Linked DNA regions of Homo sapiens: region 2 is linked to region 1. The links are chromatin loops, found by intact Hi-C in ENCODE. Cell type or tissue: HCT116. All regions are shown on one strand.

Region 1 (8,000 bases):
AATTAAATGTTACTTTTGATTTTGTAATTTTCTTTTTATGTTTTGGAACCAAAACATCTTTTTTCTAAGGTTCAAACAGTTCTAGAAGGTCTAAAAAATCTTAGGTCCTAGATAATATGTCTTTAGTTTTTCTAATAGTTGGAATTGCTCTAATTTTGTTTGTCTAAGAGAGTATTTTAACAGGCCATAAAACTAGTTAGGAGTTAGCTTGTTGAGTTATAAGTTAGGAGTTATAAGCAGCTTAGCCTCTAGGATCTTATATACCATCCATTTCATTCCATCTGATTCTTTATTTTATTTTATTTTATTTTGAGACGGAGTCTTGCCATTCCATCCAATTCTTCTTACCTGTCGGCCCCTGGACTTGTTGCCCATTATCTATCATGGGATCTACACTTAGAAAGTAGAGCAAAAGAAAACACAAAGAAAGACATTGTGTAAATATATTGATCATAACCAATTAGAAGACTAATTATGAAACAGAATGTTGAAGCCATTTTATTAAAATATAGGCATAAATGGAGACTTCCTCTATTAAGAAAAAGAGTCAAATGTGAATGAATTTTCTCCAAACCCTCTTTAAAAGACAGAATCCTGAGCAGAAGGTTTGCTACCCTACAGGGCTCCACATTCCATTGTGTAGGCCGCTGGCCACCCATGGTCATTTACACTTAAATTTAGATAAATTAAAATAAAATAAAAACTCAGTTATTTAGGCATACTAGAGACATTTCAAGTGCTCAGTGATCACATGGAACTAGAAGCTGTTGAATCAGACAGTGCAGGCGTGGAATATTCCCATCATCACAGAAAGTTTTGTGGATAGTACTGCTGTAGGGGATATCTCTTGCTCTTATCAAATAATCTATTGATTCACATTTTGTTGAAACAGTAAGTTTAGTCATCTGTGTTTCAATTTCTATGTCTAACGTCAACATGGAAGAATGTTTCGTGCCATGGGTAATCAATGGAATGATGAAATAGTCTTTAATAAAGTGGACTTTGCAGCACATTAATATGTCTTTTCTTTTTGGAAGCACAAGATGAGTTTTTAAAAATTCAAAATTGATTTCTAAAATGTCACCCAAGGCCAGGTGCAGAAGCTCACACCTGTAATCCCAGCACTATGGGAGGCCAAGGTGGGAGGATCACTTCAGCCCAGGAGTTCGAGACCAGCCTGGGCAATGCAGGGAGACCCTTATCTCTACAAATAATAACAAAAAATTAGCCAGGCATGGTGGCAGGCACCTGTGGTCCCAGATACTTGAGAGGCTGAGTCTAGGAAGTTGAGGTTGCAGTGAGCTGTGATTGCGCCCCCACACTCCAGCCTGGGTGACAGAGTGAGACTCTCTCAAAAAAATAAAAATAAAAGCCATCCAAGTTAATGTTAACTCAAAGCTGCAATACAGATGGTCATAAATAAAACATTCCATATAATGAATAACCTTTTGATTTGATAATTTATATGAGGGGTATTTGACATTTTTGTTGCAGTTATCAGACAGAACTAAGAAAAAGATAATCTGTTAATGAAACTAGGTCATCTGTTTATTTAATCATTGAATTAAAATACAAGCAAAAGAACAAGTGATATTTTTAGAACGATCTACAAAAAAATTTGACATTGCACCTCTAATTAGAGACAGATCTATTTCATGTCTAACCTTTAGTCTTATTCTTCAATTTTGTTTTCACCTTCTTTAACTCAGTCTTAATTTTCCTGTTTCCTTTTTTTTCCAACACTGGCAAGTTTTTAATCCTTTAGAAAATCATTTCCAAAGAATAGTACACATACCACTTTAGATGGAATAAAGATATTAACTTTAAAATTTATATATTAGAACAATATAATTATTCCTTCAAAATGATGAATTCTCAGATATTAATGTTTAAAAAAATAAATTTAAGCAAAGATATAAGACAATTTAAAAAACGCTAGATAAATAATAGTAGTCGTATCTTGATAGAAAAAAATCATGAAGTTGGTGTGTAAAAAACTGAAGTTGAGAAAACATTGTTTAAGGTAACTATCAGTATTACCTGGCATCAACCCCCTGGCATATTATCTCTTTTTTTTTTCTTTTCTTTTTATTATTATTATACTTTAAGTTTTAGGGTACATGTGCACAATGTGCAGGTTAGTTACATATGTATACATGTGCCATGCTGGTGCGCTGCACCCACTAACTCGTCATCTAGCATTAGGTATATCTCCCAATGCTATCATATTATCTCTTAATTGTTTTAGATTTATTCTAGAAAGGCCTTGTGTTGGCCATTGCTATCATGCTTGTTCCAGCTGCAATACTCCAGCATTATTTAGAATCTCAGCCTTCTTTTCGAACTTCCATGAAGAGGTGAGCATTTTTCCCATCTCCCCAACACATTCCACACCATATTTAGCTTCCCTGCTAGACCTGTGGCTTTCTATTCTTACCCATCTGCCATATACCCTTTTTTCTTCCTGAGAAGTCCCAATTCGGACTGGTATTGTACATACTTCAAATACACTGAATAGTCTTGGTTTAGTGGCATTCACTTTGAGAACTTAGATTAATATGATAAGAGTCTTTCCATCAAATCAAAATTCAGTCGTTACCTGTTCAATTATATGATGGGCCTGTGGACTTATATTTTTAGTTATCTTTTAAAGCGGGGCGGCATAAAGCCATTGCTTTATTGAAGCATTTATCAGAGTATCCCATTACATACTTGTCCTCTATGTTGATTAGAAGGAATAAAAGGGTTCCAAAGCCAAATAAATTTGGGAAACACTGAATGTCAAATTCCCCCTCTTGGAATCTCCCATTGCAAAGCATTACGGTGTCATGATTAAGCATGCAAGTTCTGTAACTAGATGGCCCCAACCGGAAACTCAGCCACCAGTTATAAGCTCCGTGCCTCTGTTTCCTCATTTGTAAAATGGGGAACACAATTAGTGCCTATCTCATAGGACTGTTGCCAAGTTTAAATAGGCCACTGTGGGTGATGTACTTTGCACAGAGCAAGTATGCCATCGTGTTTTGTACGACAAAACTATATTAGGCCCGGCGCAGTGGCTCACACCTGTAATGTCAGCACTTTGGGAGGCTAACGCGGGTGGATCACCTGAGGTCAGGAATTCGAGACCAGCTTGGCCAGCATGGTGAAACCCCATCTCTACTAAAAATAAAAAAAAATTAGCTGGGCGTGGTGGTGGGCGCCTGTAGTCCCAGCTACTCAGGAGGCTGAGGCAGGAGAATCAGTTGAACCTGGGAGGCGGAGGTTGCAGTGAGCCGAGATCACGCCACTGCACTCCAGTCTGGCAATACAGCGAGACTCTGTCGAAGAAAGAAAGAAAAGAAAAAAAAAAGTATATTAAACATCGTGAGAAGTCCTGCAGGGTTAAAACCCTATTTAACTTGGTTCAACCCAAATTTATTTGATTTTGGAAGCGTCCTTCGAGTATAAGTCTTTAGAATATTCATGGGTCCATAATTTGGAAGACTTGTGTTTGAAAGCCAGGAGCTCAGAAAGCCAATTGCTTCCTTCGAGGTACTTTTCTGTGTGAGGGTCTGCTGCCCCCAGGTGGACAGAAAGACCTTGGCTGGAAACCCAGAGTCTGCCCCGCCAAGCTCCCCACAGGTGTAATTAAGAGAAAGTAGAATAAATAAATAATTTTTTCTGTTACTGTGTGTTTTAAAATAATTTGAGGAAGAGTTATTTATTAAAATACTAAGTATAAAAATGGATATTACTAGACAGAGGGAGTACCAAGAGCTAAGACTCGAAGTTGCTCCTCATTAAAAGACAATCTTTTTATTTTTGTAGCCCCTGCTTGGAGAACTGCTGACAGGCACACAGTAGGTATCAACAAATATTTGTGGAATAAATGACTGGCTCATTGACTTATTACAAAGAAGGGCAGAAAATCTGAGTGAATGTTATGTCTCTAATTATGCTCTTTAGGGAGCTCAAAGAACAGCTGCAAATATGTATAAAAAATTCCAGGTAAATGACTGGGAACCTTTTCTCTGGGAAGATCCAGTACTCATTAAGGAAGAAAGGTAAGCTAATAATGTTTTAACAAATGTGTCAGCTAGAATTAAAATTCAAAGGCTCTAAACAGATAACCAGTAAATTTGGCTAACCAGAATAACCAACCCTATAAACATTACAACCCTATAATTAAGTATAATTAAGTTTTTCTCTGAAACAGCAATGTGAAAAAGTGGAAGATGAGACCAGTGGTTTTCAACAGGAACATACCAAAGAAGTTTCTACTTTCCAAGTTTCTAAACTCATTACTTTTTGTTCTTGTCTTCTCTCCTTTTTCTCTTTATTTGTATTACTGTTCAATATGAGCCGTTTTGTGGACTGTAGTTGGGAAGACAGACATAAAAGCAGTAATCTAACTACTCACACTAGAGAACAGGGGGTGATGGAGAGAAAACCTGTTCATTGTTCAGTTGGAGGCCTGAGGTTCTGAGCAGCAGTAAGTGCCTTTGATTAGGTGAAGCAGAAGTAGCGATGTATCAGAAAGGCATTGGGGAGCTCCGCTCCCGATGTGTAGAAAGAATGAAAACAGAAAAGCTCAAGCCTCCTCAGCAGTAGAAATTCACGAGCTTTCTGTCATGGATCATTAACACTACTCATTTCTAATGACAGTTTCTGTATCTCTGTGTTTACAGTCAGAGAGAGGGGAGCCGACTGGCCAAACTGAGATCAGAAGTGCCTGAATATTTCCCATTTGCTTCTCCAAGTCCATTCTTTTTTCTTCCCCACCCTTGTCTGTTATGCTCTGAGCCCCAGGCGGGTCAGCCTGAACGGACTGAGTCATGGGCCCTTTACCCTCCGACTTCCAGTTGGGTTCAGCCGATGGAGAGTGCTGTAGGAGATGAGAGGGAAAGAGGGGAGTGATTAGGATATTTATTCCCCTAGCTCCCTCCCTGCTGGGCCACGTGGCCTGGCTACCTCCCTCCACTCAACGTAACAGCCCCTGTTAAAATCTTTCTTTCCGTTTAAGTTTAGGGGTGGGGCTTTGCCTATTCCTTGTAGATTTTTTTACAACTTGCCCATTGCTTGTATGCAGTCCCCATAATGAATTCCTCCCAATTTACTCAATTTGAGTATTCCTTCTATTCCTGTTGGGTCCTGATAGATAATAGAGAACTACCACACAATCCATCATGCAATTACTCAGCATCTCTGGGCTACACTTTCCTCAGCTGAAAAATAGGTCAATACTTCATAGGGTTATAGTAAGGCTTAAGTGGGTTAATATATATAAAACTTGGCACATTAAAAAAAAACCAACAAACCTAGGCTATTATTATCGACATTTTGTCCTTGCAATGAGGACATTAAATATATTTTTATAAATGTGATTAAAAATGTTATGTTTGTAAGAGACTTCACATAAGCACTTTTTAAACTCAGTAAAGATTCATGTGTGACCAAGTGTCTCCATTTGGGCCAGGAGAAAGTGAGATTATAATAGTTCTGCTAGCCTTCCCAGGAGTAAGTAGGTAGTGGGTTTCTGAACTAATTGTATGGATTGACTTATGTTAACTTCTTAAGAAATGGGCTGTGAGCAGCCTTCCGCCCACTGATCACTCCCAACCTCTGAACCCATCAGTAATGAGAGCCCATCTTCAGAGGAGCACCAAAGGCAGACACTGCCCTCTCTTCATGGAGCACCACTACCTGCTGGCTCATCCTGCACGATTAAAAATATTCCCTTTAAAAATGTCCCCTTCCAGGGAAGGCTCTGGATCCCAGAATACTAGATAATGGGTTTACTTACTCTTCACAGACCAAAGCCAGTTCCACAATGTCTGCCCTTAACTTCTATTCTCTAGACCTGTGGTACCTTAGAAAGGAAGAGATTTGCTGAGAAGGCTCCATCTTTGGGACATGGCCCCATTTGTTCAACAAGAGATTTTGTTTTGGGGGTTTTGTTTGTTGTTTGTTGTCCCCCCAAGATAAGAAGTTACCACAGTCCTAAGGTTGAAGAGTGTCATTGAAGGCAGGCAACATAGCTTTGTTAAAAAAGCATGAGGTCTGAAGCCAGAGACATCTGGGATTAAATCCCACTTTGGTCATTTATTGGCTGGATGACCTTGGGAAAGTTACTCACCATCTCTGGGCTGAAGGATCATCATCAGTAAATCGGGGGATACGTCTTGTTTCTGTAGGATTCTTGTGAAGATTGTGAGAAGATGGAAACTGCCTGACAGGGTGCCTGACACAATCAATAAACGGTGGCAATTATTGGCAGAAATAGTAGTCGTTTTCATTCTTAAAGTCCTTACCTGTCATGCAGAAATACTCCAAAGCATCTCATAGACCCATATATTCTGGATTGGGAGGGGCCAAAATATCCAGTAACTTCAACAACCTCTCCTCCCCAACCCCCTGCCAGACAGAACTCTACAAAGCCAGTGGGAAAGGTGTAGGGATCCTCCTGGCACTTCCAGCTGGCTTAAATCTAGACACATAACTACAGTGCGCAGTTAGTGAGGGCTCACTCTGTGATGGGCACTGCTCTAAGACTTCCATAAATATTTTCTAAGTTAATACTCAACACAATCTGTGTTGTAATTCCTACCATTGCCCCCATTTTACAGATGATGAAACTAAGCCTCAAAAGAGTTAAGTGACTTTTCTAAAGTCACATAGCCCATGAGTGGACACAGAATTTGACCCCAGGCCGTCCTCCTTTTTAACTGCTCTATTGTGCTGGCTCAATATCTGGCTAAAAGACACAACAAAATAGTCATAGGCTTTACATGCTAACATGGCTACTTGGACTGAATTGACTCATCAGCACAGCAACTGATCTGATTGATTTGAGCATGCTGCATCTATTGGAAGTATAGGTGTCCTATAGACCAGAGCTTCTCAACCCTGGAAGCATACGAGGATCACTTGGGGAGCTTTTCAAAAAGCACCAATGCCTGTACCTTAATGAAAGAGATTCTCATTTAATTGCTCTGGGGTGGAATCTGGGCCCAGAAAATTTTCAGATCTCCCAAAAAGTTCTAATACATAGCCAGTGTTGAGAATCACTGGTGTAGACTCTTCTCGTCCTTGATGGTGACACTTAGTCACAGAGCTTCTTGGAGTTCTTTAGAGGTTGGTTTTGTTTATCTTGACATTTCGTTCAGAACTAATTAGCTGATCCTCATACACTAGGCAATAATACATTGTGTAAATTCTGACTTGGGACACCACTTTGCATAGAAATATGAGACTTTCCAAAGAGAACATTTTTCTGTATTACTAAATGTAGTCAAGTTTCCTTTGGAAAATGGCAAAATCCAAATCTCTTTTTCCTACTAATCATGTATTGCAAAAAGATTGCCTTGAAACATTGCAAGGCAGCCAACACCATTCAGTAAATTACACCATGTAACTGGCTTAGGCCTCATTAGGCTTGCCCTCTTTGGCCTTATCAAGGGAACAGCCACTTCCCTTTGCAATCCCTTCTGGGAATGGATTTCTTCACTTTCCCCTGAAAGGTCAAGACATTCATCTTTCCCTAAATCTCTCATCAAGTAGTGACAGTTCAGCCTTTTTTGTTATCTTGTTGTGCCTCTCCTTTGAGGAGGAATTTTACTTAAAAATTAAAGATATCTTCAATTGTAGATAATTTATATTTGAAACCAAAATAGAACAATCTTATTTTGAAAAAGAATACTTATAGCGAATTGTGTTAGATGTCTAACCAGCATTCCTCTTCCTCTTTCCTAACAGGATGTGATTTTGTTTAGGTATCTGTCCCCTCCTTTGTACAGTTCATGTGTATTCAATGTCCATGTATGCTCATAATTCCATTTGCTTATCCTTCTCCACTGTGACCTAGAGTCTGAGTGCCTGATCTGGTGATGAGTGTGCATTGATGGCATTAATGGCTTCCTTGCACTGTGGCTTTCAGAGGGAGGGTGGGTATTTATTCTTCTGGCTTCCTTCTTTGCTAGGTAGTTGCAAGTTGACAGCATCCCTCTGTGAATGGACAA
Region 2 (8,000 bases), 870 kb before region 1:
GAGTATCACTTCAGGCCAAGAAATTGAGGACTGCCTGGGCAACACACCAAGACCCCATCTCTCAAAAAAAAAAAAAAAATTAGCTGGTGCGGTGGCACACATCTGTAGTCCTAGTTACTTGAGAGTTAAGGCAGCAGAATGGATGGCTTGAGCCCAGGAGTTTGAGGCTTCAGTGAGCTATGATTGCACCACTGTGCTCCAGCCTGGGCAACAAAGTGAGACGCTGTGTCTGAAGAAAGAAAGAAATGCAGAATCTTAGTGCCCCGAGCCAGACTCAGTAAATGCGAATCTGCATTTTAACAAGATCCCTAGGTGATTGGAATGAATGTCAGCTTTTGAAGTCCTGGTCTATGGGACCACACTAGTTGAAGCACTTGATTCAGATCCCCAGGAGAGGTCATGCCTGGCAAGAGACTTAGAGAAGAAGATGGAGTTTGCTAAATGAAGGCGAGGAGGGAAGAGGCACATGTCCTGGACAAATTGGCATGTGCTTTGGCACACAGGCAAAAGAGGATGTGCTGTTTGGGGGAAGTTACAAGTTGTTCCATATTTTGGGAACAAATTGCTGATGGTGGCCTCACTTAGCTCAGACATGCCATCAATTCAAGGAAAAAGTTTGATCAAATTTGATACCTCCATCTCATATTTGAGCCAATCCTGAAACATAGTGATTAAGAATGAGTACTTTGATTCATAAAGAAAAAGCAGAATAGAAGTTACTAGGGGCTGGGGACAGGGGGAGATGGGGAATTATTGCTTAATGGACAAGAGTTTCTGTTTGGGATGGTGAAAAATTCCTGGAAATGGATAGTTGTACAACATTGTGAATACCATGAAATTGTAAATACTTTAAAATGATTAAAGTGGTACATTTTATGTTATGTATATTTTATCATAATTTTTTTAAAGAATAAGTACTTTGGAATCAAGACCTAATTTTCAAGACCTACCATTTCCTTTCTGTCACGCCTCAGTCAAGTCAGATAACGTCTTGGTGTCTCAGTACCCTTATCTGTAAAGTGGGAATAATGCTAGCACCTGCCTTGTAGGCTTGTCACGAGGATTCCTTGAAGCAATGCCTGTAAAGCACCTGGGAACTTGTTGGTGATCCTTATGCCTGCCCATTGAAGCTTGAAATGCCCAGCCTTAGCAGTTTGCCTGGCACAGCCAGAGCTGTGCATGGCAGATGCTGTTATAGCCCTTCCACCTCCCTCTCGACTGCATACCCTCAACTGTCTTCTCCCTGTACAGCAGCAGTTTTCAACTCTGGCTGCACATGAGAATCACCTGGAGAGTTTTTTTTTAAAACCCTGTTGCCTGGAGCAATTAAATCAGAATTTCAGGAAGTCAGATGGAAGCATTATTATTTCAGGTGATTTCAGTGTGCAGCCAAGGCTGAGAAACACGGTTCTGCTGTAGCGGTTTGCTAACTTTAGTGTGCATCAGAATCACCTGGAGGGTTTGTTAAAACACAGTTTCTGGGACCTGCCCCAGAGTTTTCCATTTAGTGGATACAAAACAACTCACCTGCTTTATTCCACCATCTATGTGGCTGCTCTTTGCTTTTGTTTGCCATCTATATCGTTTTACCCTCTTCCTAATAACCTCTTCCAGACCCATTACTGAAATCTTTGTTGAAAAGATTTGCCAATAGGCATCTTCATGCCAATGGTGTCTATATTCTCAAACCTGTTCCAGCTTTAGACGCAGTTGACTATGTCTCAAAATTCTCCTCCTTTGAATTCAGAGCTGCCACTCTTGGAGTTTTCCTCATTTCTCTTTCCTTCTCCCTCCTCTGCTTGGAACTCGGGACTCCCATGACCATTCTTTAGGTCCCTATTTTATCCCTTAAAAAGAGCACAGTCTTAAGTGTGAGAAAGATGTGGGTTTATGTCTTGTACCTGGGCAATTCAATCAAACTCTGAGCCTCATTTTTCTCACTGGTAAGTCATGGGTGATGATAATAGCACCCCTATAAATAATACATCCCTGACACATAACACTCAACTGTAGCTATTACACTGTTTCACCTTTAAAAACATTGCAAAATCTTGACCTCAGAGAGAATTCCAGGGGTGGTGGGACTAGCCCAAGGGATGCAAAGGGGAGAGCTGGGAATACAGAAAACACAGCGTGGAGGAATGAAGCCAGGATTTACCAAAAGCAAGGAGATAGTCCCAGGAATTTTCCAGGAGACCTAGGCAGACAGGGAAGTGACTAATGGGATCAGATAATAGGAACTGACCAAGAGACTCCCTATGACGGCATTAAAAGGTGGGCCTGACGAACACAGGGAGGGTGTTATTAACGGCACTAGGATGGGCTATGGAATGGCCCCAGAGGAAACCCACAAGGGGATTTCAACCCCATCAGTGTGGAACTCAGTCACTTTGGCAGGAAACAAAGTGAGAAGGAACCTGTTACAGTTTGCACCATCTATTATAGTCGATGCAAAACATGACTGTGGGGTGTTACACAGAGCTCTCATTACAAGATAAGGTCTCTGCGTGTCATTTCCCGTCAATGATGTTATTCAGCAGGATGGCTCACATGTTGAAACTTGAAACTCCTTGGGTGAAAAAAAAAATCCCTCTGCAGGCTATACCAGATGTTGCTTGTTGTAGCTCCTCAGGCCCAAAAAGATGAGTTAATCCTTGAAGGAAATTATTTTGAACTTGCATCAAACTCAGAGGCTTTGATCCAACAGGCCATGGCAATTGAAAACAAGGCTATCAGAAGAGCTGTGGGTGGTAGTCCTGTCTCTGAGAAAGGAACAGGGCCACTGGCTGACGGCTGCATTCCAGAACGCCTCCAGATGCAGAGGGCCTCACTTAGTGTGATGTTGTGAAAATACTGCACTTTAAACACATGTAGTCATAAACAAAGCTTCCTCACCCTTTAAAGACCTCACAGAAGTATCTCTCCAAGACGCTTCTCCTCTCCTGAATGCTCCAGGCCTTGCTGACCTCAGTTACCTTGAAGTTTCTCTTACCCTCATCACCCATGGCACACAGTTTAACACTTATTATTCTCCAAATACATAGTCTCCTTTCTCCAGTTATATGGTGAGTTCCTAGACATCCTAAACCCATAATATTTGATATTCCTCTGTCTCTCTGAATGCCTAGCATTCTAAGAGGAACATAACTTAAAAAGCGTCATGTTCCCCTTTGCATCCCTGAAATCTAGCACAGCACCTGGCATGTAACAGACACTCAATAAGCAAATAGGTGCTTATTAAATGAGTGGAATTGTTGATTGATAGCTAAGTTGAGTTGGCATGAAAAGGTAGATAAGGGAAGTTTTAGCAGGCATCTCTTATATTGTTTACCAAGTACCTCCCTCCTCTCCTTCCAGAAGTTTCCCTTACCCAATCCCATCTTTGTAGCTGCCACAGGAGTTGATGCAACCTGCTTCAGTGAGTTATTTTTTGAGACGTTTTGACTTGGAACCAGAGACAATGTTAAGATAGTGTCTTCCTAGGGACCAGATCTATGTGGATGTACTGGTAAATTTAGGTGCTATTGGCGCCCTTGTTTTTCACTGCACAGAGAAGGCTCATCTCTAGCTGGAGTGAAGAATGAAGCTAATGAAGAGATTAAGTGGAACCACAGAAACAAGAAGAATCAAACAGAACCTTGCTAGTGTTCACGGCAGTCACATTATCTCTTAATACCCTTCCCACTCCTTTTGCCTAAATGAATTAGAATTAGGTCTCTGTCACTTGTAACCACACAAGTCCTAACTACTATAGAAGACTGTCTACTATTATTGCATGGTAGATAATAAAAAAGACGGGATGAATAAAATCTCATGATACCAAGCAATGAAGTCTTGCAAACAGGAATTTTTCAAAACTTCTCATGCTCATTTGTGGCTTTAATAAGCACCTTTTCACCACCCCTCCCAGAGCTGGTGTAGTACCAGATATAGAGGAAGCACACAGCATACCTGATGCTACAGTTTCTGGTAGCTTGGGTCTTCACTTTTCATTTTCAACAACTTTTTTCCTTGTGTGCATTTGTTGAGACGTTCAGATGCCTGGGGCTGCAATACCATCTATGCATAATGAAAAACATTCATAAAGACTTTCTAAAGTACACAAAGGGTGATGGGCTTTCTGAACAGCAGCCATGGACTTACACCAAAATATAGTCTCCATGAGCAAAGGCAGTGGGAAAGAGCCTTTGCACAGTTCCATGGTAGAGAAGATGGTTATAAAGACTGAGTGGTGTTCACATTATCTGAACCTCAAACTCAGGCACATAGCATATGAGGGAACTTATGGAAACAACGGGACAGCTTGTCTGATGTTGGGAAACCATCTTGGCATCGCTGGTTACCATATTTATAGAGCTAATCTTTAGCATCAAGACCTACTCTAGACAGGCTAATTTACTTACTGCCACCCAAGTGGCCCATGTTGGTTTTATCCTTGGCATATGCCACAAGTTCTGAGTGTCAAATATTTCTTCCTCCCTTTATCTGTTTTCCATTCACATCCTACCCATTCTCCAGGTCCAACTTTCTTACCTCCTCCAGAAACCACTGTTCTGTCTAATCTGCCACACCTGGCATTTCGTTATTCATTCTAAGAATGGCAAATACATGTCATATAAGCACGTACCCACTCTCCACACATCCGTGACAGACATCACTAATTGATGGTGGTGCTTTTTCCTTGTGTAGCTGGCAAAACCCTCAGAATTCTTCCCAACACAGCACTGGAGGCAGCCACTAAAGGCTGATTGGAGTTCTGTGAAGCCTAGTTGCTGTCTCTGATCTATCTATTCCCTTATATCGCTATTTAAAGTTTCTGAGCGTGCTTGTCTTCTTTCTCCAGCTGAGCTAAGTCCCTGAGGGCAGGGACCATGCCTCAATAATCCTAACAATAACAATCCTAACAACAATAACAGCAGTGGCAAATATTCATTGAGTACTTATATGTGCTGGCACTGTGCTGGCCATTTAACATGTATTATCTAATGGAATCCTCAACAATTCCTCTGGAGGGGGTATTATTACCCCCACTTTATAGATGGGGAGTCTGGGTCTTAGAAGATGATAAGCAACTTGTCCAATTATACAGTCAGGATGTAGCAGAACCAGAACTTGACCCCCAAATATTTTCTTTTATCCAAAGTAGTGCATTATCTTGACCTCCTCTGTATCTGTGCATAGTAGGTGCTTAATGCAAATTTGTTGAATAGGAGCTTTTTAGAAAGCAATGAAGTTCTTCACAAGAGACAGAAAGAAATTGAATTGAAAATACCGGAAGCAAATTCTCTTCCCCAAGAAGTTAGAACATTCTTGAAAAAAGGTTTACTAAACTTTTCCAACATCCTTGGCTAAAGGCAACACCATTCCCCATTCCACAAGTAAACACGCTTTATGGATACAGAAATACTAAAGGCCAACTCCAATGAATGGGAGGGATCCTGGTGAGGAAGTGGCCTGGGAGCCTCCTGACAGGGGCCTTGCAGTGTCTACTACCACCCAGTCACTGGCACCTCCCTGGGCCTCAGTTTCCAGACTTCTAGAACGATTCATTTGGACTTGATTAGCACTTCCCAAGTGTGTTCCCTGGAATATTGGCCCTGCAAGAAATTCATATAAAAAGCGGTTCTGTTGTCAAAAGCACGATTGGGAAATTGCCTTTCCCTTGGGAGAGACACAGTCCATATTAAATGCTCTGAGAAGGCCAGCAGGAAAGAAGCTCCTTATTTAATGTTACTTAATTCTTATTTAACCCAGCATTTCCTAACCCTCTTTGGTTTCACATAATAACAGCAAATATCTCTCATAACTAATCCCATACTTGGTAAAACAAAACAAAACAGAACAGAACAAAACACACAATTGGCTGAATAGATTCTAAGGACCTTCCCTCACATTCTGTAAGTTTATGAAATAATAATATAAGTTGACTATAAACTTCCCCTCAGTGAATTAAAGGTGGAGTCACAATTTTGGATTTTTGAGATGCATCCAAAAGGTTTAAAGCGTTTTAAGATAAGGAACCAAAAGTTTAGTAGTTCATGCTGCCTGGTTATTTTCGCAATATGAACAACAGGGGGCACCAGGGGACTGTAGTATGGCCACCCCTCCACAAACTCAGCAAGAAAGGGCAAACCAAAGTTGTAGCAAACGGAGGGAGGGATTTCAGCAATTCCTTTTCTAGCTGAATGGAAAGCTACTGAGAGCAATTTGGGTTTCTCTCTGGCTTTCTGTTGGAGGAATACAATGAGATAGAATCAGGATAGGTTAACATCTTTCTTTTGCTCATTCCCTTTATAGATAGAAAATCACATAAAGCAACTCTTTTCAACAACTGCTTGTCAATGGTTTGTTTCCACCTTGGGGCAACTACATTCCACTGTGGAAGTTCTTATTGAAGAAACATAGCGCCTATGAGTTGAGAAATGAGTGGTTCTTTCCTTCACCAGCTTTCTCATTTTAAAGGGGGAATAAATTGCACATGTGAGGAAAAGAACAAACTTCTTTAGGACATAAGTTCTTTGTAATTTAAATTTTTTCTCTAGACTTTGGGCTCAAGACTTATACAATAAGACTCTTTTTAATGATGTGGCAGGCTATAAAAGGATTGGAGGCAATTGAGAGAGAAGAGGAGAGGAGGGAAGGGGAGAGGAGGGGAAGGGAGGGGAGAGGAGGGAAGGGAAAGGGAGGGAAAGGGAGGGGAAGGGAGGGGAGGGGAGAGGAGGGGAGAGGAGGTTATTACCAGCGAATACTGCCCCTACACAGAGCCTCCCACGTATGTGGATATATCACATAGCTTTTTCTCACTTATCATGTCTTTATTGTTCTCTTGTGAAGTAGAACAAGACAGACAGGTCTCCCTATCCAAGCCAAACACAAGAGACTTACAGAGCCAAACACAAGAGACTTAAGGTAATTGTCAGCAGCAAATGCTCAGGTTGGTTATTTTTTTCTCTGTATCTTCCCTTATTACCCGCCAACACAGCCCCTACGCAGAGCCTCCCACGTAGGAGAAGACTTTACATATACTTTTAAAATGTTTTCCTCAAGAGAAAGAGAAAACAAGATCCAGGAATATAGCCCACAGAAACCAGCAAAGGACAGAGGAATCACTCTCCACCCATAGCAATCACCAGCTCAGAGAAACTCTGAGTTTGGAGAGTCTTTTGCATTCACCTAATTTCATCCTTGCATTATGTACAGGAGAGGACCAGGGAGTCATGCAGAGAGGTACCAGCCCGGCCAGTCCGGGAGCTTCTAGACAATTGTTCCCCAAAGCAATGCCCTTCCCACCGCCCTGTGCTGGACCCCAGTCTCAAGCCCTTAAGAGACTTCAGGTGCTTATCTCTGCAGGCAGCAAAGTGCAGGAGCAATAGCCACATCCCATCCTAATTCTACACACTGCAGTGTGCGACTTGTTTTTGACAATCCCATTCTTGTCCCAGTGAGAACAATGGAGAAAATAGCATGTAAGGGGATATTGCTAGACCAGCAAACAAAATGCATTTGTCTGTCTGATTTGTGATCCATTTCTACTATTCACCTCTCAAAGAAATGCTGGGAAGAGCTTGGAAGCTAGCAATTAAGCAGTTCAAACTCTTTGGAAAGTTTCTAGTGCCTTAGAATTCCAGGAAGTGCTGAATCATAGAGTCGCAGAATAGGAAAAGATTTGTAAGACAAGAATAAAATGAATATTTATTGAACACCTCCCATATTATTGGATATATTTTGTCTCAACCTCACAGTCACTCTCAGAGGCGGGTGTACTGTGATCTCCTGTTAGAGGAGGAAACTGAGGGTCAGAGTGGTTAATTGGAACTGGTAAGCTAGGATTTGAACTTAGGTCTATTTGGACTGAAGAAACAACTACTCAGAAGTATTATGCTATTACTTTCTTTGTTCTCACTTCCTCTTTCTTACTGGAGGATGCTCAGTTCATAACCTCTATCTGTGAAAGATACTTCCCCCTCTACTATCTTCAGATTATCTTCTTAGAGATAGAA

The links. Peaks named below come from ENCODE experiments on the same cell type or tissue, not always from the same donor. Only the 100,000 strongest peaks of a DNase experiment are listed, where the experiment ranks them.
Region 2: it touches region 1 in a loop (6-fold over the local background); 16 of 110 quality-filtered maps call a loop at or near these places.

The regions. Positions count from the first base shown.
Region 1 is chr12:102,807,750-102,815,749 of GRCh38, forward strand. It overlaps LINC00485 (long intergenic non-protein coding RNA 485), which reads right to left. Exons shown (of 5, transcript NR_033855.1): 4 at 6,119-6,223; 5 at 1,534-4,867. Among named protein-coding and RNA genes, the nearest start is that of LINC00485, 13 kb to the right of the region's middle. In HCT116, a CTCF peak has its summit at 3,564 (motif pointing left); a DNase peak (open chromatin) is centred at 3,532; H3K27me3 peaks cover 773 bases.
Region 2 is chr12:101,933,884-101,941,883 of GRCh38, forward strand. It overlaps the pseudogene RPL9P24. Among named protein-coding and RNA genes, the nearest start is that of DRAM1-AS1, 26 kb to the right of the region's middle. RefSeq lists enhancers at 2,423-2,682, 5,948-6,242. In HCT116, a CTCF peak has its summit at 6,074 (motif pointing right); a DNase peak (open chromatin) is centred at 6,098; H3K27me3 peaks cover 4,355 bases.